Linked DNA regions of Homo sapiens: region 2 is linked to region 1. Evidence: read pairs that join two places in POLR2A ChIA-PET (ENCODE). Cell type or tissue: OCI-LY7. All regions are shown on one strand. Links, peaks and the distances in the headings refer to the core of each region. The heading gives the core; the rest is flanking DNA. Region 1 overlaps PPP1CC (protein phosphatase 1 catalytic subunit gamma). Region 2 overlaps HVCN1 (hydrogen voltage gated channel 1).

Region 1 (9,488 bases), core at 447-8,446:
TTTTTTGAGACGGAGTCTCGCTGTGTTGCCAGGCTGGAGTGCAGTGGCGCGATCTTGGCTCACTGCAACCTCCGCCTCCCGGGTGCAGGCGATTCTCCTGAGTAGCTGGGATTACAGGTGCACGCCATGTTGGCGAGGATGGTCTGGATCTCTTGACCTCATCATGATCTGCCCGCCTCACCCTCCCAAAGTGCTGGGATTACAAGCGTGAGCCATTGCATCTGGCCTGCAGTCCTGTTTCTAACAGCATTCGCACAGACAGGATGGCTCCTTTTTTGGAATACTATAAAAGAAGTCTTACTTGGTATCGAAGATGCAATTAAGTCTTGTCTAAGATTTTAAGATTCTAATTAGACATTAAAACCATGTTTATTATAAGTGTCCTGAAAATGAAGCCACTCAGAAAGCTAGTTAAACCATGTTTTTGCCCCTTTATCTAAATCTCGTATTGTATTTTGTATTTTGGCTTCATTGGACTAATTGCGATTTTTCTCTTGCAGTGAGAGGGTCCAAGCCTGGTAAGAATGTCCAGCTTCAGGAGAATGAAATCAGAGGACTGTGCTTAAAGTCTCGTGAAATCTTTCTCAGTCAGCCTATCCTACTAGAACTTGAAGCACCACTCAAAATATGTGGTAAGTTTGGGGCACACAGGTTATCTTTTGTTACATGATTGATTAACTGAGTCAAGGATATGTTGATGACCTTGTATTAGCTAGCAGAATGATTATCCTGTTTGCGAATAGCTTGGAACTACTTAAAAGTAAGTTAAATAGTAGCTTTAGAATAAATACCTCTAATGGACTTAGTTTACTTAGATGTACTTCAGATTTTTAAAAAAAATATTTTGCTGAAGGAATAAACATTGCAAAAGAAAAAAATGAAACTAAGAATGGAGAGCTGAGGAAAGGTCTGAACTACATGGATGTATAGGAATATGTTTAAGTTTAAAGCAACACTGGTTATAGCTAAAAATAGAACTTCCTTGATACTGATTTTGTGGTTCTGTTTTCTGCATAATAGAAGCAAATAATCTGTGTTTTAACTCAATGTAAAACCAAACTTTATTCGTTTGAGTAATATATTCTTATAGCATATTTGCATTGATAAAACTTTGTGTTCATGTTTTTAAAAGTAAAATGTTCTTTGGCATTATCTAGCAGGGAGAAATTGAAAGCTAAATGCATTGATGGGTGGGGGGTGGGGGTGGTGTGTATGTGTGTATGTGCTTTTGTTCAGATGGGGCCAAGACTCACTAGAAGTGCAGCAGTTCTGCTGACACAGTACCCAGAGACTGAGCTGTCAGAGATCTGATATTGATCAGTCAGCCTGAAAGGGATACCATGTTACTTGGCAAGAATGCATGCTTGGACATAATAACCCTTTCCACAGAATAAATTCTTAATAGTTGAATTTTATGTGAGGTTCTGGACATACACATATACTTAAAATTTTTGTTAAGCTCAGTTGAACTAAATATGATATAAGATTGGAAATTACTTAGTGTTGGCTGCCCAGTTAAACTCTCATTACTAGAGGTCAATGCCATTGTACAATGAATATTTAAAGAATGTCTTTCCAAAGCTTTGTTAGTGGATTGAGCTTTAAGTATGGGAACACTGTGTAACAAAATTCTTGCTTCCAGGTGACATCCATGGACAATACTATGATTTGCTGCGACTTTTTGAGTACGGTGGTTTCCCACCAGAAAGCAACTACCTGTTTCTTGGGGACTATGTGGACAGGGGAAAGCAGTCATTGGAGACGATCTGCCTCTTACTGGCCTACAAAATAAAATATCCTGAGAATTTTTTTCTTCTCAGAGGGAACCATGAATGTGCCAGCATCAACAGAATTTATGGATTTTATGATGAATGTAAGTACTTTTCTATATCTAAGGAAGAGTTATTGAAATTAAGATATTTATCATAAACAATTATCACATACTTCTGTTAGGAATTGTGAGAGTTTAGATGCAGTGGTATCATCTCTCATGTTTTCTATTTCATCAACTTGTTTTTAGCTTAGCTTTTTTAGGGGGGTGGGGGAACGGAGTCTCACTCTGTTGCCCAGGCTGGAGTGCAGTAGCACCATCTTACCTCATTGCAACCTCTGCCTCCCAGGCTCAAGCAATCCTCCTGCCTCAGCCTCCCAGGTAGCTAGGACTGCAGACATGCATCACCACGCTTGGCTAATTTGTGTATTTTTTTGAAGAGATGGGGTTTCACCTTGTTGCCCAAGCTGATCTGAAACTCCTGGCTCAAGGAATCTGCCCGCCTAGGCCACTCAAAGTACTGGGATTACTGGCGTGAGCCATGATGCCCAGCCAGTTTTTTCTCTCTTGGGTAGAAAAATAACACTGCCGCTGTAATAAAATAAGGTCTTGGATTCTTTTATGATGTGATGATCAGATTAGGAAGTAATGATCATGGTAATGGTTGCTTTAAGATTTAAATTGTTGTATTCACAGATAACTTAATTCTTAGTAGAAATCTGAGAACCATTCCAAATAGTTTTTTTAAGCAACTTTATTATGTAATTTCATTCCATAAAATTATTCTGTTAAAAGTGTACAATTCAGCGATTTGTAGTAAATTTATAGAGTTATGCGACCATCACCATAGTCCCCAGGCAACCACTAATCTACTTTTTGTCTTTTCTAGAGAATATTGCATGCAAATGGAATCTTGCAATACGTAAATAATTAGTTTTTGAAATTATTATAGTTTTTCTCCTTCTGGCATATCCACACCCAGGAAGAATGGCAATAACTTTCCTAAAACTAAAATGTGCTGAACAAAGATTATTTTTACAGTATTTTACACATTTTGTGACCCATTTTGGATTGTTTAATTAAAGGTATACTTCGATTTGACTATTGACAAAACACAGTTCTTAAAGCTTTGAAAATAGGCTGGGCACAGTGGCTCACGCCTGTAATCCCAGCACTTTGGGAGGCCACAGCGGGTGGATCACAAGGTCAAGAGATCAAGACCGTCCTGGCCAACATGAGGAAACCTCATCTCTACTAAAAATACAAAAATTAGCCAGGCGTGGTGGCAGATGCCTGTAGTCCCAGCTACTCAGGAGGCTCAGGCAGGAGAATCACTTGAACCCAGGAGTCGGAGGTTGCAGTGAGCCAAAATCACACCACAGTAGTCCAGCCTGGGTGGCAGAGTGAGACTCCGTCTCAAAAAAAAAAAAAAAAAAAAGCTTTGAAAATATCAGTTCAGTAAAGGGTTTCAAGTCAGAAAAGGTTTTGAATCTTTACCTTCACCTTCCTTTTGTGCTCATCATTGCTGCCAGGACGGGTTTCAGGTTTGGAGTGAAGAGGTGGTTAAGGAACTTCAGGTACTTGGCATTTGCTAATATGATTATAGGGATATCAGCAAAGGGTTGTCCCTGTGGCCCTCCCCTAGACCACATCGTAACCTAGAGTCTCCAGATGCAGTGTTTTTCCATCTCAATTCACATAGATATGTTGAGCTAGCACATTTGTTAGAAGTGCATCCTAGAAAGATTATATTCACAAACTGAGCCCTTCTACTACCACCCTTTCCCACAACTGGATGTTTGCTTGGTCTGTGACCTTGAGATCCAGCTGATAAGATGGGGTGGCAGGAATCATCAGGGACAAAAATTCTATGGGTTCTGGACTGACTGATAGCATTGAACTTGTACATGAAAGGTATTCAATATTAACAGTGATTCTGTGTCAGAGAAGTACCAGTAAGCCAGTTACTACTCCTTAGGTAGTGAAATGCAAGGCAGGTGTGATGGGTTTTTTTTGTTTGTTTTTGAGACAGAGCCTTAGGCTGGAGTGCAGAGGTGGGATCATAGCTTACTACCACCTGTAATTTCTGGGTTTAAGCAATCCTTTCACCTCAGCCTCCCTAAGTGCTGGGATTACAGTCATGAGCCACCACACCCAGCCAACACTGTGTTTTGGATACTTATTCCAAGTGTTACTCTTGAGTTTTTTGTTTTTTGTTTTTTTTTTTTTTTTTGAGACGGAGTCTCGCTCTGTCGCCCAGGCTGGAGTGCAGGGCGCGATCTCGCCTCACTGCAAGCTCCGCCTCCTGGGTTCACGCCATTCTCCTGCCTCAGCCTCCCGAGTAGCTGGGACTACAGGCGCCCGCCACTACGCCCGGCTAATTTTTTGTATTTTTAGTAGAGGCGGGGTTTCACTGTGTTAGCCAGGATGGTCTCGATCTCCTGACCTCATGATCCGCCCGCCTCTGCTTCCCAAAGTGCTGGGATTACAGGCGTGAGCCACCGTGCCTGGCCTGCTCTTGAGTTAAAGGATTCCTTTTACATAGCTGTTAGCCCAGCAAATACTTTTCATGTTTGCACTGATGAATTCAAATCCAGTTGACCTCATTTTTGTGACGTGTATCCTAATGTAATGATACTGGCTGCATCAGTTTCGGTTTCTACTTAATGCAGAGGCCTTTAAAAAATGACTTAGAAGATCAGTGTTGGTTGGTATCAGTTTCGACTCCTGTTTGGTCATCAACACAATTTGTAGATCTTATGCTCAAGCTTCCTCTCTCTCATCAGGCAGATATAATTTGCCATCCAGTCTACTTGTGGGCATGAAAGTGCCCTTGACATAGGTGGCTTTTGGTTGAAGGCTTGCAGACATTTAATATATATATAAAATACTTAACTAATTTTATTAAAATGAAAAGTTGTATTCAAATGTTGATTTTCATGGGACAATTTAAAAACCACTGCCTGTTTTCCAGGTACATAAGTACTTTATACTACCATTTCTTTTTTTTTTTTTTTTAACTTTGTAAATGTGATGGAAAGGCTGAGGTATATGTTGTTGGGTAAAACATGAGTGTTTGTTGATCTGTTTCTGCTGCCGTAGCTGTCTGATGTACAGTAATGCGAAACCGCATTACAGGTTATGGCTCAGAATCTTAGGATTTGGAAGCTAGGCGATTACCCTGGCTAAACCTTTCAGGAGCCAGATGTTCCTAGTGGTCTGAGGTAGCCTTAGGGAGGAAATGAAGAGAGAATAGAAAGAGGCAGGCCCACGCTTAAAGTGCTGAGAGGGAAAAGGAGGAAACAAACTGATTTTTGATGGAGAAGCCAGCAGGAATCAGCAGGAGAAGCTGGAGTATGTGGCATAACTAAAGAATCAAAGCCGGGGCGTGGTAGCTCACGCCTGTAATCCCAGCACTTTGGGAGGCCAAGGTGGGTGGATCACTTGAGGTCAGGAGTTCAACCTGATCACAAGAGGTCAGGAGGTCTGACCAACATGGGGAAAACCCATCTCTATTAAAAATACAAAAATTAGCTGTGGTGGTGCACACCTGTAGTCGCGGACACTCAGGAGATTGAGGCAGGAAAATCACTGGAACCTGGGAGACCATGGTTGCAGTGAGCCAAGATTGCGTCGCTTCATTCCCCCTAGGTGATGCAGTGAGACCCCACCTCAAAAAAAGTATCCAGAAGTGAAGCTGACCTTGGGGAAAGAGGAAGTCACTGTCACTGGGGAGCTAAGACAGCAGCTCTGTTTTTATAATACAGGTTAAGTATTCCTTACCGGGAATGCTTGGCACTAGAAGTGTTGCAGGTTTTTTGTTTTTGTTTTTAATTTTGGAATATTTGTGTTATAATTACTGGTTAAACATCCCTAATCCAAAAATCTGAAATCCAGAATGCTCCAGTGAGCATTTCCTTTGAGCATCATGTGAGTGCTCAAAAAGTTCCAAATTTTGGAGCATCTTGGATTAAGGATACTCATCCTGTGGTGGTAGTAGTAGTAGTATTGCTGTTGGAAATGGGAGTTGGTGGTTTTTGGAGATTGCCCTTCAGCCTTTCGTAAGAAGGAGTTTGCTTTTTTTTGAGACGGAGTTTCACTCTTGTTGCCCATGCTGGAGTGCAATGGTGCGATCTTGGCTTACTGCAACCTCTGCCTCCCAGGTTCAAGCAATTTTCCTTCCTCAGCCTGGCGGGAGAAGTTTGTTAAACTTTCCGAACCCCCTAGTGAAGGACCTCTAAAGAAATATGCAACAGGGTGAACCATAGTCAGTGTTAGACCCAGTCATTGAGAAACCAGAAATTATTAGGAGAAAAGATAACACTCCTCTGCAGAGAGAAGGCAAACATTTGTTGAATTTACATTTCATTTCAAGCCCTGTGGTAAACTCCCTAAGCTGCTTGATTTGCATTACAGGGTGGGAGGTGTGGTTCAGGTCAGTTGCTTGGGCTGGCTCTAACTCTCAAAGGAGAGGTATAGGTTTAAACCTTTAGATGTCCCTGTATTCCCCAGGAAAAGAGACTAAGGACAAACTCTTGGTTTGTTTTGTTTGTTTTGTTTTGTTTTTTGAGACGGAGTTTCGCTCTTGTTGCCCAAGCCGGAGTGCAATGGCACAATCAAGGCTCACCGCAACCTCCGCCTCCCAGGTTCAAGTGACTCTTCTGCCTTAGCCTCCCAAGTAGCTGGGATTACAGGCATGCGCCACCACGCCCAGCTAATTTTTATATTTTTAGTAGAGACGGGATTTCTTCATGTTGGTCAGGCTGGTCTCAAACTCCCAACCTCAGATGGTCTGCCCGCCTCGGCCTCCCAAAGTGCTGGGATTACAGGTGTGAGCCACCGCGCCTGGCCAAACTCCTGGTTTTTAAAGATTGTGCTTAGTATAGTAAGTACAGGAAACAAAGGCATCTGGACAATTGGACAATCCTCAACCAATCCAGAGAAATTTGTTCTTGCAAGGTATGTGACTAGGTTTTAAACTCAGAACATCAGTTTCCTGTAGAAACAGTGCATAGAGGCATATTTCTGTCAGAACTGCACTCTGACTCCAGAATGTGTGGATGCCTGTGCTGTTGAGGGAACATGACCATCCTGTGACATCAGGCCTGTGGGAGCATGTGGAGTCTGTGCAGTGTTGGAAACAAATGCCCTGTAGTGCCTGTGAGAGGCAGCCACTGCCGTGTGATCATTGTGCCTCCTGCTAGAGTACTGAGGGCTGGGGATCCTCTGGTGTCAGTAGGTTATTGAGGGGCATATATGGGGGATGGGTGCTAACTCTCAGGTTTCCTCAGAAGGAAGGTCATAACGCCACATGTGTAAGTTCGTAATTGAATTCAGAAGTAGGGGACTAGCTGCGGTGAGATTGGACAGAGCAGACAATTTCAAACAGAATTGATGCTCCCAGATAATTCCTGGGATTTGATGGCAGTCCTTAATCATTATCAAATCTGGAATTCTGGTTTCATGCTTCTGTGGAATTTAAAAAGATTTCATGTGAAAATGTAAGTCATTGCTTTTAGATCAGATATGTGTCTCTCCTAAACCCCTTCCCTCTAGGAGAGTCTTTCTTTAAAGAGATGGGGTCTCACTATGTTGCCCAAGATGGTCTTGAACTCCTGGGCTCAAGCCATCCTCCTACCTCAGCCTCCCGAAGTGCTGGGATTACAGGTCTGACCCACCACGCCCAGCTCTTATTTTAAAAGAGCCTTAAAATAAGATGGTTTTATTAAGATTCTTAATAAAAACATAGTTTCATTTGCTTAAAAGGCACCCAGAATCTTGCTTTGGGGGAAGTTAATCCTGAGAGAATGAGCCTACGGAACAGTAATACTCTCTTTTTAATGTAATACTCTCTTTTTAATCACAGGTAAAAGAAGATACAACATTAAACTATGGAAAACTTTCACAGACTGTTTTAACTGTTTACCGATAGCAGCCATCGTGGATGAGAAGATATTCTGCTGTCATGGAGGTAGGTGGGCTGATTTTTGTTCCAAATAGGTTTTGATCCCTTCCAAAGGGTGAACACTTTAACATTTGTGAGTTATCATTGGGATGACTTTCTCTGACAGAACACTCTCCTTTGTTGATGTGTTGCATTGCACTTTCACTCTGATACAGCCAGGATCATTTGGATAAAAATCTTAAGGAATTGATTTATTACAGGGAATTCTAGACTCTGTAAGCTAGGTTTGAAAATAGAGCAGAAAATTTTTATTTTTATTTTATTTTTTGTAAGGATGAGTTCTCACCACGTTGCCCAGTCTGGTCACAAATTCCTGGGCTCAAGCAGTCCTCCTGCCTCGGACTTCCAAAGTGCTGGGTTACAGGTGTAAGCCACTGTGCCCGGCTTAGAAAAGTTTTTGGTTTTTTTTGTTTTTGTTTTTGTTTTTTGAGACAGAGTCTCGCTCTCTCACCCAGGCTGGAGCGCAGTGGCACCATCTCGGCTCACTGCAAGCTCTGCCTCCCAGGTTCACGCCATTCTCCTGCCTCAGCCTCCTGAGTAGCTGGGACTGCAGCCACCCGCCACCACGCTTGGCTAATTTTTTGTATTTTTAGTAGAGACGGGGCTTCACCGTGTTAGCCAGGATGGTCTCAATCTCCTGACCTCGTGATCTGCCCGCCTCGGCCTCCCAAAGTGCTGGGATTACAGACTTGAGCCACCACGCCCGGCAGAAGAGTGTTTTTAACTATAAAATGAACAATGTGTAATTTGTTGTGCCAGAGATCCTCTAGAACACTCAAGATGTGAGTAGATTTTCCCTTGATTGTTTTTTATCCTCTCAGAACTTTCTCTGACTTGGATTTTAAAAGTTATTTTGGCCAGGCATAGTGGCTCGCATCTGTAATTCCAGCACTTTGGAGAGGCCAAGCCAGGAGGATTGCTTGATGCCATGAATATGAGAACAGCCTATAACATATCGAGACCCCTGTCATTAGAAAAAGTTGTAAAAGTTAGCCAGGTGTAATGGTGCACACCTGTAGCCGTAGCTATTTGGGAGGCTGAGGCGGGAGGATCGCTTGAACCCAGGGGTTTAAGGCTGCAGTGAGCTATGATCGCACCACTGCACTCCAGCCTAGGCAACAGAGCAAGACCCTATCTCTGAAAATATATACATATATATGTTATAAGCTGTTTTGCTTTGCTCAGTGGTTGTGCTTTCTATAATGTAATTAAAATAGTAATTGCAAAGAGAATTTCTTTTCCTGTATGGTCTGAAATTAATCAGCCATCAAAAAGCCTGCATAATGTCTTTTATCTCTGTGCTTCTGTACTTAGGTTTTGGTAGAGTTGGATACATGGTTTTTAACTCTTACAATATGCATCCCATATTGTAACTCGATACAATAAGCTCTTGTAGATTTTAGCCATCAAAAAGCCTGCATAATGTCTTTTATCTCTGTGCTTCTGTACTTAGGTTTTGGTAGAGTTGGATACATGGTTTTTAACTCTTACAATATGCATCCCATATTGTAACTCGATACAATAAGCTCTTGTAGATTTTAATGGTCTGTGAACAGTGCAGGTTTCCTAGAGAACTACCTCACACTGAGCATCCTTATCTTCTCAGCTCAGTCATTATAAGCCATCAATCATAACATCGCTCATTATTGTCATCAACTGGGGGAAGCCCATAGAAGAGTTTTTTAAATCACTGGATTTTATTTTACAGTGTTCTGTATAATATAATTGTTTCCATGTACTGTTTAAACCTAC
Region 2 (11,692 bases), core at 2,219-10,218, 59 kb after region 1:
TAAAACAGCAAACAGGTATATATTAGGTTGAATCATATGAAATTATCAATTTCTTCTAGTTTTTATCTACAAAGATGGCACTTTTAAGTCCTCTTTTATATCAGAAAAGTTTTCTTGAATTATATCTTTGTTCTAGTCTATTAATCTCATTTTCTTATTCAGGGATTCCAGTTATGAATATATTGGTTCCTTCTCTTCCCACCTCCACTAAATACTTCATTCACCACTTAACTCCCTGCAGGCTGGATCTCAGTCCAAAAATGGCAATTTCTTAGGGATAAACCTTGTATTTGTTTTCATGCTGCTGATAAAGACATACCTGAGACAGGGAAGAAAAAGAGGTTTAATTGGACTTATAGTTCCATATGGCTGGCGAGGCCTCAGAATCATGGCAGGAGACGAAAAGCACTTACATGGTGGCAGCAAGAGGTGATGAGAGAGAAGCAAAAGCAGAAACCCCGATAAACCCATCAGATCTTGTGAGACTTATTTGCTATCATGAGAATAGCATGAGAAAGATTGGCCCCCATGATTCAATTACCTCCCCCTGGGTCCCTCCCACAACACATGGGAATTCTGGAAGATATAATTCAAGTTAAGATTTGGGTGGAGACACAGCCAAACTACATCATTCTGCCCCTGACCCCTCCAAATCTCATATCCTCACATTTTAAAACCAATCATGCCTTCCCAACAGTCCCCCAAAGTCTTACTTCATCATTAGCCCAAAAGTCCACAGTCCAAAGTCTCATCTGAGACAAACCAAGTCCCTTTTGCCTATGAGCCTGTAAAAATCAAAACAAGCTAGTTACTTCCCTACATGCAGGGGGGTTACAGGTATTGGGTAAATACAGCTGTTCCTAATGGGAGAAATTAACCAAAACAAAATAGTTACAGGGTCCCTGCAAGTCTGAAATCCAGTGGGGCAGTCAAATTCTAAGGCTTCAAAATGATCTCCTTTGACTCCATGTCTCACATCCAGGTCAGGCTGATGCAAGAGGTAGGTTCCCATAGTCTTGGGCAGCCCCGCCCCTGTGGCTTTGCAGGGTATAACCCACCTCCTGGCTGCTTTCATGAGCTGACATTAAGTGTCTGTGGCTTTTCCAGGTATATGGTGCAAGCTATTGGTGGATCTACCATTCTGGGGTCTGGAGGACTGTGGCCCTCTTCTCACAGCTCTACTAGGTGATACCCCAGAAGGGACTCAGTGTGGGTGCTCCCACCCCACATTTCCCTTCTGCACTGCCCTAGCAGAGGTTCTCCATGAGGGCCCCACCCCTGAAGCAAACTTTTGGCTGGGCATTCAGGCATTTCCAAACATCTGAAATCTAGGCAGAGGTTCCCAAACCTCAATTCTTGACTTCTGTGCACCTGCAGGCTCAACACCACGTGGAAGCTGCCAAAGCTTGGGGCTTCCACCCTCTGAAGCCACAGCCTGAGCTGTATGTTGGCCCCTTTCAGCCACAGCTGGAGCAGCTGGACACAGGGCACCAAGTCCCTAGGCCCATGAAACCACTTTTTCCTCCTGGGCCTCTGGGTCTGTGATGGGAGGGGCTGCTGTGAAGGTCTCTGACATGGCCTGGAGACATTTTCCCAAGGTCTTGGGGATTAACATTAGGCTCCTTGCTATTTATGGAAATTTCTGTAGCTGGCTTGAATTTCTCCCCAGAAAATGGGTTTTTCTTTTCTATCACATCATCAGGCTGCAAATTTTCCAAACTTTTATGCCTTACTTCCCTTATACAACTGAATGCCTTTAACAGCAGGCATTGAATGCTTTGCTGCTTAGAAATTTCTTCTGCCAGATACCCTAAATCATCTTTCTCAAGTTCAAAGCTCCACAAATCTCTATGGCAGGGGCAAAATGCTGCCAGCTCTTTGCTAAAACATGCCAAAAGTCACCTTTACTCCAGTTGCCAAAAAGTTCCTCATCTCCATCTGAGACCACCTCAGCCTGGACCTTATTGTCCAGATCACTATCAGCATTCTGGGCAAAGTCATTCAACAAGTTCTAGGAAGTTCCACGCTTTCCCACACTTCCCTGTCTTCTTCTGAGCCCTCCAAACTATTCCAGACTCTGCCTGATACCCAGTTCCAAAGTTGGTTCCACATTTTCAGGTATCTTTTCAGCAATGTCCCACTCTACTGGTACCAATTTACTGTATTAGTTTTCACACTGCTGATAAAGACGCACCTGAGACTGGGAAGAAAAAGAGGTTTAATTGGACTTACAATTCCACATGGCTGGGGAGGCCTCAGAATTATGGCAGGAGGCGAAAGGCACTTCTTATGTGGCGGCAGCAAGAGAAAATTAGAAGCAAAAGCAGAAACCCCTGATAAACCCATCAGATCTTGTGAGACTTGTTCACTATCATGAGAATCACATGGGAAAGATTGGCCCCCATGTTTCAGTTACCTCCCCCGGGTGCCTCCAGCAACACATGAGAATTCTGGGAGGTAATTCAAGTTGAGATTTGGGTGGGGACACAGCCAAACCAAATCATATCTAATAGGTTTGGTATCAGCCAAACCTATTAGAAAAAAAAATGCAAAGTTTCACTCACCAACCCAGTCCCTCTCTCCTCCTGGGAGTTGGGGTTGATTTTGTCAGTTTTCCCATAATCGTAGATTGAGGACCCCTTTCCCTGTGGGTGTGTGAGGTCTACAGGCCTGCCACACAGTGGTGTGGTGCTCTGTGGTGTGGGTCTTCCATGGTGTCCTGGGCAACAGACTTTGAGGTGGTTTCCGGTTTAGGGCTCTTGAAGCAGGACTGGAGCAAGCACCTGTGTGCACGTGGGAGTCTCTTGTAAAGTCAAGCAATAAGGACATTTTAAATGTTGATAGAAACCAAGGTAGCCATGGTGGCACACACCTGTAGTCCTAGCTACTTGGGAGGCTGAGGCGGGAGGATTGCTTGAGCCCAGGAGTTTGCGGCTGCACTCCAGCCTGAACAACAAAATGAGATCCCATCTCAATAAAAAGGAAATAAAATTTTGATATAAATTGGTTTAGGGCCAATCCCCTCCTTTGTCCCCAAGCCTGGCACATCAGAGAGACTCAAATATTTTTTCAAAAGATGAAAGGAACTGCCCTGTTACCCTCCTAGGAAGAATACACCCATTTACATGCCCAACAGCTGGCATACAGGAGTGCCCACTTCCCTCTGCCTCTGTCACCCTGCCAAAATGTGCGGCACGGTGTGACTTCAGGCAAGTGGTCTCGCCTCCCCAGGCCTCAGTTTGCCCTTGTGCAAAATGGAGAGACTTCACCTACCCTTCCTGCCTACTTCTTAGGAGCATTAAAAGTATCAAGCGACAGCAGGTGATGTGACCGGTGGGCTCTGAGCAAAAGGAGCCGCTGTCGCTGTTGTTGGCTGCAGAATCGGGCTTTCTCCAAGTGGTTTTGGGCCCTGAAGAAGTCGGCTTTCTCCTTGGAGTCCAGGACAAATGTGTGGCCCGGAAAGATAAAGGGAAAGACAGTACCTGGCCTACAGACCATCCTGGCTAACTCAGGCACACACCCTCTGTCCTGGTTGCCTGTGGCTGCTGTGACAAACTACTACAAACTGGGGGGCTTCAACAACAGGAACTCATTCTCACCAGTTCCAGAAACCAGAAGCCCAAAATCAAGGTGTTGGCAGGACTGGCTCCTGGACGCTTTGGGATGGGGAGATGTGTCCCAGGCCTCTTCCATCCCAGCCTCTGGTGTTGTCTGCAGTCTTTGGCTTGTGGACGTATCATTCTGACCTCTGTGACCTTCACGTGACCTTACCCTCTGTGTGTCCTTTTCTCTTTTTTTGTTTTTGAGACCGAGTCTCATTCAGTCTCCCAGGCTGGAGTGCAATGGCATGATCTCGGCTCACTGCAGCCTCTCGAGTTCAAGCGATTCTCCTGCTTCAGCCTCCGGAGTAGCTAGGATTACAGGCACCCACCACCACGCCCGGCTAATTTTTGTATTTTTAGTAGAGACAGGTTTTCAATGTGTTGGGCAGGCTGGTCTTGAACTCCTGACCTCAGGCGATCTGTCCACCCTGGCCTCTCAAAGTGCTGGGATTACAGGCATGAGCCACTGCACCTGGTCAATTTTTATATTTTTAGTAGAGACGGGGTTTTGCCATGTTGGCCATGCTAGTCTTGAACTCTTGACCTCAAGTGATCCACCCACCTCAGCCTCCCAAAGTGCTGGGATTACAGGCGTGAGCTACCGCGCCTGGCCCCTTTTCTCTTTTTGTAAGGACACCAATCACCAGATTTAGGGCCCACCCTAAATCCAGTATGATTTCATCTTATCATCTTTAGTTACATCTGCAAAGACCTACATTCCAAATAAGGTCACATTCTAAGGGTCCAGGGGGACAGGAATTGTTAGGGGGGTGTGCACAATTCCACCTACTCCACCCTCTGAGCAGGTGGCTCTCCGGTCACTGGCTGCCTGGCTTTCTGTCAGCTGTGTTTTCTAGAACATAGTCTCCAAGTCATGGAGCCCAGGGGCAGATCCTGCTTTTCCAGTTCCCCACAGTGTGTGACCTTGGACAAGGCCCCCCCTCACCAGGACCCTAAAGGATGGCCTCAACCTCAGGGTTGTTAGGAATTGAAATGAAATAGTGCATGGAAGGAAGTTAGCAGCATGCTGAGATGATATGAGGTGTGATAAAATAAGCAACCATAGTAATACACGTTGCTGCCATTGTGTCTTAGAGTTTTGGGGTGAGGGTGGTTAATATGCAAATCAAGTCCCCCAAAATAGCTCTGGGAGGGAACAGGGAAATGCAAACTGAAGGGACATCAGGCCATGGGAGTTGGGAGTTGGCTGACTTTCTTAAAAAGTACCTTTTTCTCCGATTGTCAGATAACAATGAACTAGGGACTTTCCCCCTCCCACAGATGGCGGCTTCTGAGCCTGTAAAAATAGGCATCCACAAAATGCTTTTCTCTCCTTCGCTTCTAGGTCTGTCTTTTTCACTTTCCCCTTCTCTCCCAGATGGTAGTTTTTCTGGTCTAATACCTGTAAAAGAGGTCAGCAATATGTTTACCTTGAAGGAGTAGTGCCTAAGATTTTGTTAATCCATTCATTTATTAACCATTTCTTTTTTCTTTTTTTTGAGATGGAGTCTCGCTCTGTCACCCAGGCTGGAGTGCAGGGGCGCAATCTTGGCTCACTGCAGCCTCAGCCTCCCAGGTAGCTGGGATTACAGGCATGTGCCACCATGCCTGGCTAATTTTTGTATTTTTAGTAGAGATGGGGTTTCACCCTGTTGGTCAGGCTGGTCTCGAGCTCCTGACATCAGGTGATCTGCCCGTCTCGGCCTCCCAAAGTGCTAGGATTACAGGCTTGAGCCACCGCGCCCGGCCTCTTAACCACTTCTTGAGCCTCTCCCTGTGACTGAGGAAGAGTCTCTGCCCTCCCAGCGTTCACAGCCCAATGTGGTGGGGACAGTGTCTCAGTGGTTGTTAAGACAGTGTGACGTACACCCCAACTGGGGTGAGGGAGAATTAAAGAAGGCCTCCCAGGGAAGGTAAAATCTAGGTGTAAGACCTGGAAGATAGATGGGATGGGGACAGGCCATGCGGAGTCCTGGAAGCAAGAGAGCGTGGTCCGCTCTAGAACTGCAAGTTCCATGTGGCTGGAGGCTGGCAGAGGCAGGGTGCTAGGAAGGAATAAGGCTGGCAGGGAGACCAGGGCCTGGGGAAGCCAAGAGAGCTGGGACTCGATCCTGAAGGCAGTTGTGGGCATGGAGGTCGCTGCACAGCAGGGACACAGTCAGGTTGGCATTGGAGAAGGAGGACCCTGGCTGCAGGCAGGTGGAGGGAGGGTCAGGGCAGGTTCTGGTGAGGGAGAGGGGACGATGGAGTGCCAGCCAGGTTCAGGAAGTGAAACCGATGGGGTGTGAGGGAGAAGGAGGAGCCAAGGACGATTTTCTGTTCTTGGCCTGGGCAGCCAGGTAAGTGACAGCGTGCCCTAGGGGATGTGGAAGGAGGAGTGGACTGGGAGAGAAAGGTAAGAAATCAGGTCAGTTGGGTCACAGCAAACCAATGACCCAGCAGGATCTTGAACATCAGACTGGAGTCTTTGATTTGAACGTGAACGGCACCGAGAACACAGCTGTGCTAAGGCCCCCAAAGAGAGAGTCACCGGCCCAAGGACAGGGTCAAGGCTGAGGTCTCCAGGACTCCTGGTATGGGGCAGGGACATGGTACAGGAAGCTGAGGAGGGTGGCCAGAGATAGCAGGAGAAGCAGGGGGCGAGATTGCCAAGCACAGCAGATTCAACAGCGTCAAAGAGTGTGGGACCGTCAGGCAGGTTGGAGCCACGGTCACAGGTTTTGATATGGAAAGGTGACCGCAGAGGAGCATCAGGGTACAGTGGGGACAGCAAGGATTCTTGCATGGGAGATGGAGCTGTGGGGGTGTCCCGCATCAGCAACTCCACCTGTAGACTTTTGGGGTTATAAGTGACAGAAACACAGCTCAGTGTCACTTAAGCCACAAAGCGGCTGTATCAGCTCATGTAACTTAACAGCCTGAGGGATGCAGAGGCAGGCAGTGGGCAGAGAAATGAAATATCCAAGGATGGTGATGAAGCTGGAGGAGAAGAGTTTTGGGGTTTTTTGTTTTGTTTTCTTGAGACAGTCTCACTCTGTCACCCAGGCTGGAGTGCAGTGGCATGATCTTGGCTCACTGCAACCTCTGCCTCCTAGGTTCAAGCAATTTTCATGCCTCAGCCTCCCAAGTAGCTGGGATTACAAGTGCCCACCACCACGCCTGGCTATTTTTTTGTTTGTTTTTAATAGAGATGGGGTTTCGCCATGTTGGTCAGGCTGGTCTCAAACTCTTGACCTGAAGTGATCTGCCCATCTTGGCCTCCCAAAGTGCTGGGATTGCAGATGTGAGTCACCATGCCCAGGTGAGTTTTTGTTGTTAAGGGATGATCATAGCTGGCACTTCCAGAGCTGGGGGCTGCTCTGAGCCAGGCACCGAGGCAGGTGCTCTGTACGCCACACTACTAAAATTACAAAAATTAGCCGGGCGTGGTGGCAGGATCAGTCTGTCCATGAATGCTAGGAGTCTGGAGTGCATGGTGAAGCTGCTGAGGCCCACCACATTCTCTTGATCAACCCTATCTTTGCCCTTTTCTGGAGCTTTTCTGCTTCTGGCATGACAGACTTTTGACTGAAAACCAGAAATGTTTTCTGCTCTGCTGAGTGCCCTAGATATTTTCATCCCAAATTACTAAAAGTTGCTTCTTCACCAGTTGCAAGGTTTCAGAAAGAAAAATTTCCTCTTCTGTAAAATATAAATGCGGTTTTTGCAAAGTACCTTGAGGTTCCCACACTACTGAGAAATAGGACAGGCTGCTCTTGTCTGCCAGGTAAGGTGTTTCCAAAGGAAAGTATGGGGTCAGGCATGGGCTCATGCCTGTAATCCCAGAACTTTGGGAGGCCGAGGCGGGTGGATCACTTGAGCCCAGGAGTTTGAGACCAGCCTGGGCAACATAGCAAAACCCTGCCTCTACAAAAAAATACAAAAAATTAGCTGAGCGTGATGGTATGTGCCTATAGTTCCAGCTACTCAGGAGGCTTTTGTGGGAGGATCGCTTGATCCCGGGAGGTCAAGGCTGCAGTGAACCGTGATCGCACACTACAGTCCAGCCTGGGTGACAGAGCGAGACCCTATCTCAAAAAAGGGAATTATGGCCAGGCACGGTGGCTCACGCGTGTAATCCCAGCACTTTGGGAGGCAGAGGCGGGCGGATCACCTGAGGTCAGGAGTTCGAGACCAGCTTGGCCAACATGGTGAAACCCTGTCTCTACTAAAATTACAAAACTTAGCCAGGTGTGTTGGCAGCGCCTGTAATCCAAGCTACTCGGGAGGCTGAGGCAGGAGAATCACTTGAACCCAGGAGGTGGAGGTTGCAGTGAGCCGAGATCATGCCACTGCACTCCAGCATGGGGAGCAAGAACAAGACTTTGTCTCAAAAAGAAAGGAATTATGGCCAGTGGCTGCCTGGAGAGCTTCAGTATACCCTGGCGCTGGCCCTGGCCAGCCCTGGGAGTCCAGAGATGTTTGGTCCGGCCGAGATGAGCCCAGCATGGGAGATGAGGTACCAGTGCCCTCAGCCAACAGGTGCATGATGGGCTTCTGCTCAAGGTCAGGTGTCATACAAGACTCAGGGGACACAGACCCTGCCTTCATGTGAGGTAAATGCTAGGAGGGATAAAAATATGTGGCTGCACATAACAGTTTCTAGTTAGAAACTAGGATGAGGGCTCTCGAAGGAAAAGTGGGAGGAGAGGTTATAAATGGGAGGGGAACTGATTTAGGTTTTAGGGGTGAGGGAGGGCCTCTTTGAGGAACTGACATTTTAGCTGACATTTCAAGCATAAGCAAGAGTAAGCGAAGCTCGGATTGGGGAGAAGAGTATTCCAGGTTGAGGGAACAGCCTGTGTGATGGCTCAGTGTGGAGCATCAGAGGGACAGAAGGGTGGCTGGAGTGTGGCGAGGAGGCTGTGGGGAAGGAGAGATGCCAGTTCCTGGAGGGCCATGCACTACAAGTACACATGTTAAACTAGTAGATATGGTCCCTGGGGCTCTGTTTATTTTTCCTTTCAGCTTTTTTTTCTCCCTGTGTTTCCAGTTGATGTTTTTTATTGCCCTGTCTTTAAGTTCATTGATCTTTTCTTTTCTTTTCTTTTCTTTTCTTTTTAGGCGGAGTCTCACTCTGTCGCCCAGGCTGGAGTGCAGTGGCACGATCTCGGCTCACTGCAACCTCCATCTCCTGGGTTCACGCCATTCTCCTGCCTCAGCCTCCTGAGTAGCTGGGACTACAGGCGCTGGCCACTATGCCTGGCTAATTTTTTTGTATTTTTTTTTAGTAGAGATGGGGTTTCACCATGTTAGCCAGGATGGTCTCAATCTCCTGACCTTGTGATCCGCCCGCCTCAGCCTCCCAAAGTGCTGGGATTACAGGCATGAGCCACTGTGCCCAGCCTCATTGATCTTTTCTTTGGTAATATGTTATCAGCTGTTAAGCCCATCCAGTGATTTTTCATTTCGTATATATACTTTTCAGTTCTAAAATATCCATCTGGATCTTTTTTTTTTTTTCCTTCTTTTTTTGTGAGATGGAGATTCACTCTTGTTGCCCAGGCTGGAGTGCAATGGTGCAATCTCGGCTTACCGCAACCTCCACCTCCCGGGTTCAAGTGATTCTCCTGCCTCAGCCTCCTGAGTAGCTGGGATTACAGGCATGTGCCACGATGCACAGTTAATTTTGTATTTTTAGTAGAGATGGGGTTTCTCCACATTGGTCAGGCTGGTCTTGAACTCCTGACCTCAGGTGATCTGCCCACCTCGACCTCCCAAAGTGATGGGATTACATGAGTGAGCCACCATGCCTAGCCAGCTGGATCTTTTTTGTAGATTCCATTTCTGTATTAAGATTTTTATTTGCTCCCTCATTAAGTTTATGTTTTCCTTGAAATCCTTGAATATATTTGTAATATCTGTTTTCAAGTCTTTCTTGGCCAGTTCTATTATCTCTGTACATTTTTAGTCTTTTTTTTTTTTTTGAGATGGAGTTTCACTCTTGTTGTCCAGGCTGGAGTGCAATGGCATGATCTCGGCTCACCACAACCTCTGCTTCCCAGGTTCGAGCAATTCTCTTGCCTCAGCCTCCCAAGTAGCTGGGATTACAGAATGTGCCACCACACCCAGCTAATTTTGTATTTTTAGTAGAGACGAGGTTTCTCCATGTTGGTCAGGCTGGTCTCAAACTCCTGACCTTAGGTGATCTGCCCACCTCGGCCTCCCAAAGTGCTGGGATTACAGGCATGAGCCACTGCACCCAACCATTTTGAATCTTCTATTAGCTGATTTTTTTATTAGTTGTGGGCCACATTTTTCAGCTTTATGTGTCTAGTAATTTTAATTGTATGCTAGACAGTATGCATCTATGATGTTGAGTTTATGTTGTTGTCTTCCTAATAAAGTATTGAGTTTTGTTCCAACAGGCAGTAAATTTACTTGGGGATCAGTTTGTTCATTTCAAGGCTTATTTTTAAGCTTTGTTGGGATGAGTGTAATGTGGCCCTTCCTATAAAGCTAGATTAGGTCTACTCATAAGGCATGATTTTTCTGGGATTTCTGTTGAATGCTTAGGGTGTTCAATGAGGTCTCTCTACTCTGGCTGTTGGGAACTCACATATCTCCCAACCCAGTCCTATGTAATTTCTGGTAGTTGTTCAGCTCACAGCACCCCAAGGAGTTTTTTTCCTGAAAGTTATATTTTTCCCTGCCTCATGAAATCTTGTTCCACACACACGATGTTTAGGACTCAGCCAAAGTCCATATTTTGGGGTCTCCTCCTCTGCATACCTTTCCTATTTCTGGTACATTGCCAAGCAGATTCACAAGGGGAGGGAGACTCAATAGCTTTGAACTATAGTCTTTGCCTTCACAGTCCAGAAAGTACCTCCAGGCACAAAGCCAGGGTGATTGTAGGGTTTGCCTCATTCATTTTTCTTCTCTAAGGGATCACAGTAAATTTCACATATTTTATCCAGTTTTATAATTGGTTATGGCAGGAGGGATAATCTGTTACTAGTTACTCTAGAGTGTAATAAGGCCAGAAGCAGAAATCTCATTCTTGTGTATGTTTACACTCATGCTTTTACACATTCCAAAACAATATATAATATTTTCCATATATTTAACATTTTTACTTAAGTGGTGTGACATTGTTCTTATTCTTCCATATCTTTCTTTTACAGTCAACATTTTTTAGGAGCTATCCACATTGCTAGATTCATTGTTGCTTAACAAACATTTCAGTATTTTTGAGTGTCTGTTAAGTGCAAGGCATTTTTCTAGGTGCTGGGTATACAGTTGTACTTAATACTTAAATGTAAGCCAGGCACAGTGGCATGTACCTGTAATCCCAGCTACTCGGGAAGCTGAGGCTGGAAGGTTGTTTTAGCCTAGGAGTTTAAGACCAGCCTGGGTAACATAGCAAGACCCCATCTCTAAAAAAATAATTGTTTTAATTAGCCAGACACGTTATAGTGTGCCACAGTCCAAACTACCCGGGAGGTTGAGGCAGGAGAATTGCTTGAGCACAGGAATTCAAGACTGTAGTGAGCTATGATCGCACCCCTGCATCTAGCCTGGGTGACAAGTGAGATCCTCTTTTTAAAAAAAAGAAAAGAAAATTAAATGTAAGGTCTTCCTCTAAGATATCCACTGGCCAAAAGAAACTAACAGGAAACAACCACTGAGATAGGAGGAAAACCAGGAGACTGTGGCATCCCAGAAGCCAATGAAGGAAGCATTTGAAGAAAGAAGTGATTGTTCTACTGTATTCAGTGCTGCCGAGTGGGTACACATGGGCATCACCAGTGACATACTGAGACGCAGTTAATTCATTTTAACTGCTGTATAGTGTCCCATTACATGAACAGAGAATATTCATTCCTCTATCTCCCACATGTAGATAAATTTTTTTTCTTTTTTATTCTTTTTTTTTTTTTTTTTTTTTTTTTTGAGACAGCGTCTCACTCTGTTGCCCAGGCTGGAGAACATGGCTTACTGCAGCCTCGACCTCCCAAGCTCAAGCACTCCTCCTGCCCCAGCCTCCCAAGTAGCTGGGACTACAGGTGTGCTACCATGCCTGGCTAATTTTTTTTATTTTTCTGCAG

Evidence for each region. Peaks named below come from ENCODE experiments on the same cell type or tissue, not always from the same donor. Only the 100,000 strongest peaks of a DNase experiment are listed, where the experiment ranks them.
Region 2: POLR2A ChIA-PET joins it to region 1 with 27 read pairs; 6 of 35 experiments call an interaction of 5 or more read pairs at or near these places.

What each region holds. Positions count from the first base shown.
Region 1 is chr12:110,722,914-110,732,401 of GRCh38, reverse strand. It overlaps PPP1CC (protein phosphatase 1 catalytic subunit gamma), which reads left to right. Exons shown (of 7, transcript NM_002710.4): 2 at 501-632; 3 at 1,643-1,873; 4 at 7,638-7,742. Among named protein-coding and RNA genes, the nearest start is that of PPP1CC, 15 kb to the left of the region's middle. In OCI-LY7, for the core only: no CTCF peak of the experiment used is centred there; a DNase peak (open chromatin) is centred at 4,458.
Region 2 is chr12:110,663,433-110,675,124 of GRCh38, reverse strand. The region is part of intron 3 of HVCN1 (hydrogen voltage gated channel 1); the gene reads left to right. LOC124903017 (a long non-coding RNA gene) reads right to left here. Exons shown (of 2, transcript XR_007063460.1): 2 at 2,202-5,004. Among named protein-coding and RNA genes, the nearest start is that of HVCN1, 20 kb to the left of the region's middle. RefSeq lists enhancers at 2,690-2,839, 4,814-4,953, 6,004-6,103. In OCI-LY7, for the core only: no CTCF peak of the experiment used is centred there; DNase peaks (open chromatin) are centred at 2,764, 4,824, 5,874, 6,484 and 1 weaker place; H3K4me3 peaks cover 2,196 bases; H3K27ac peaks cover 2,755 bases.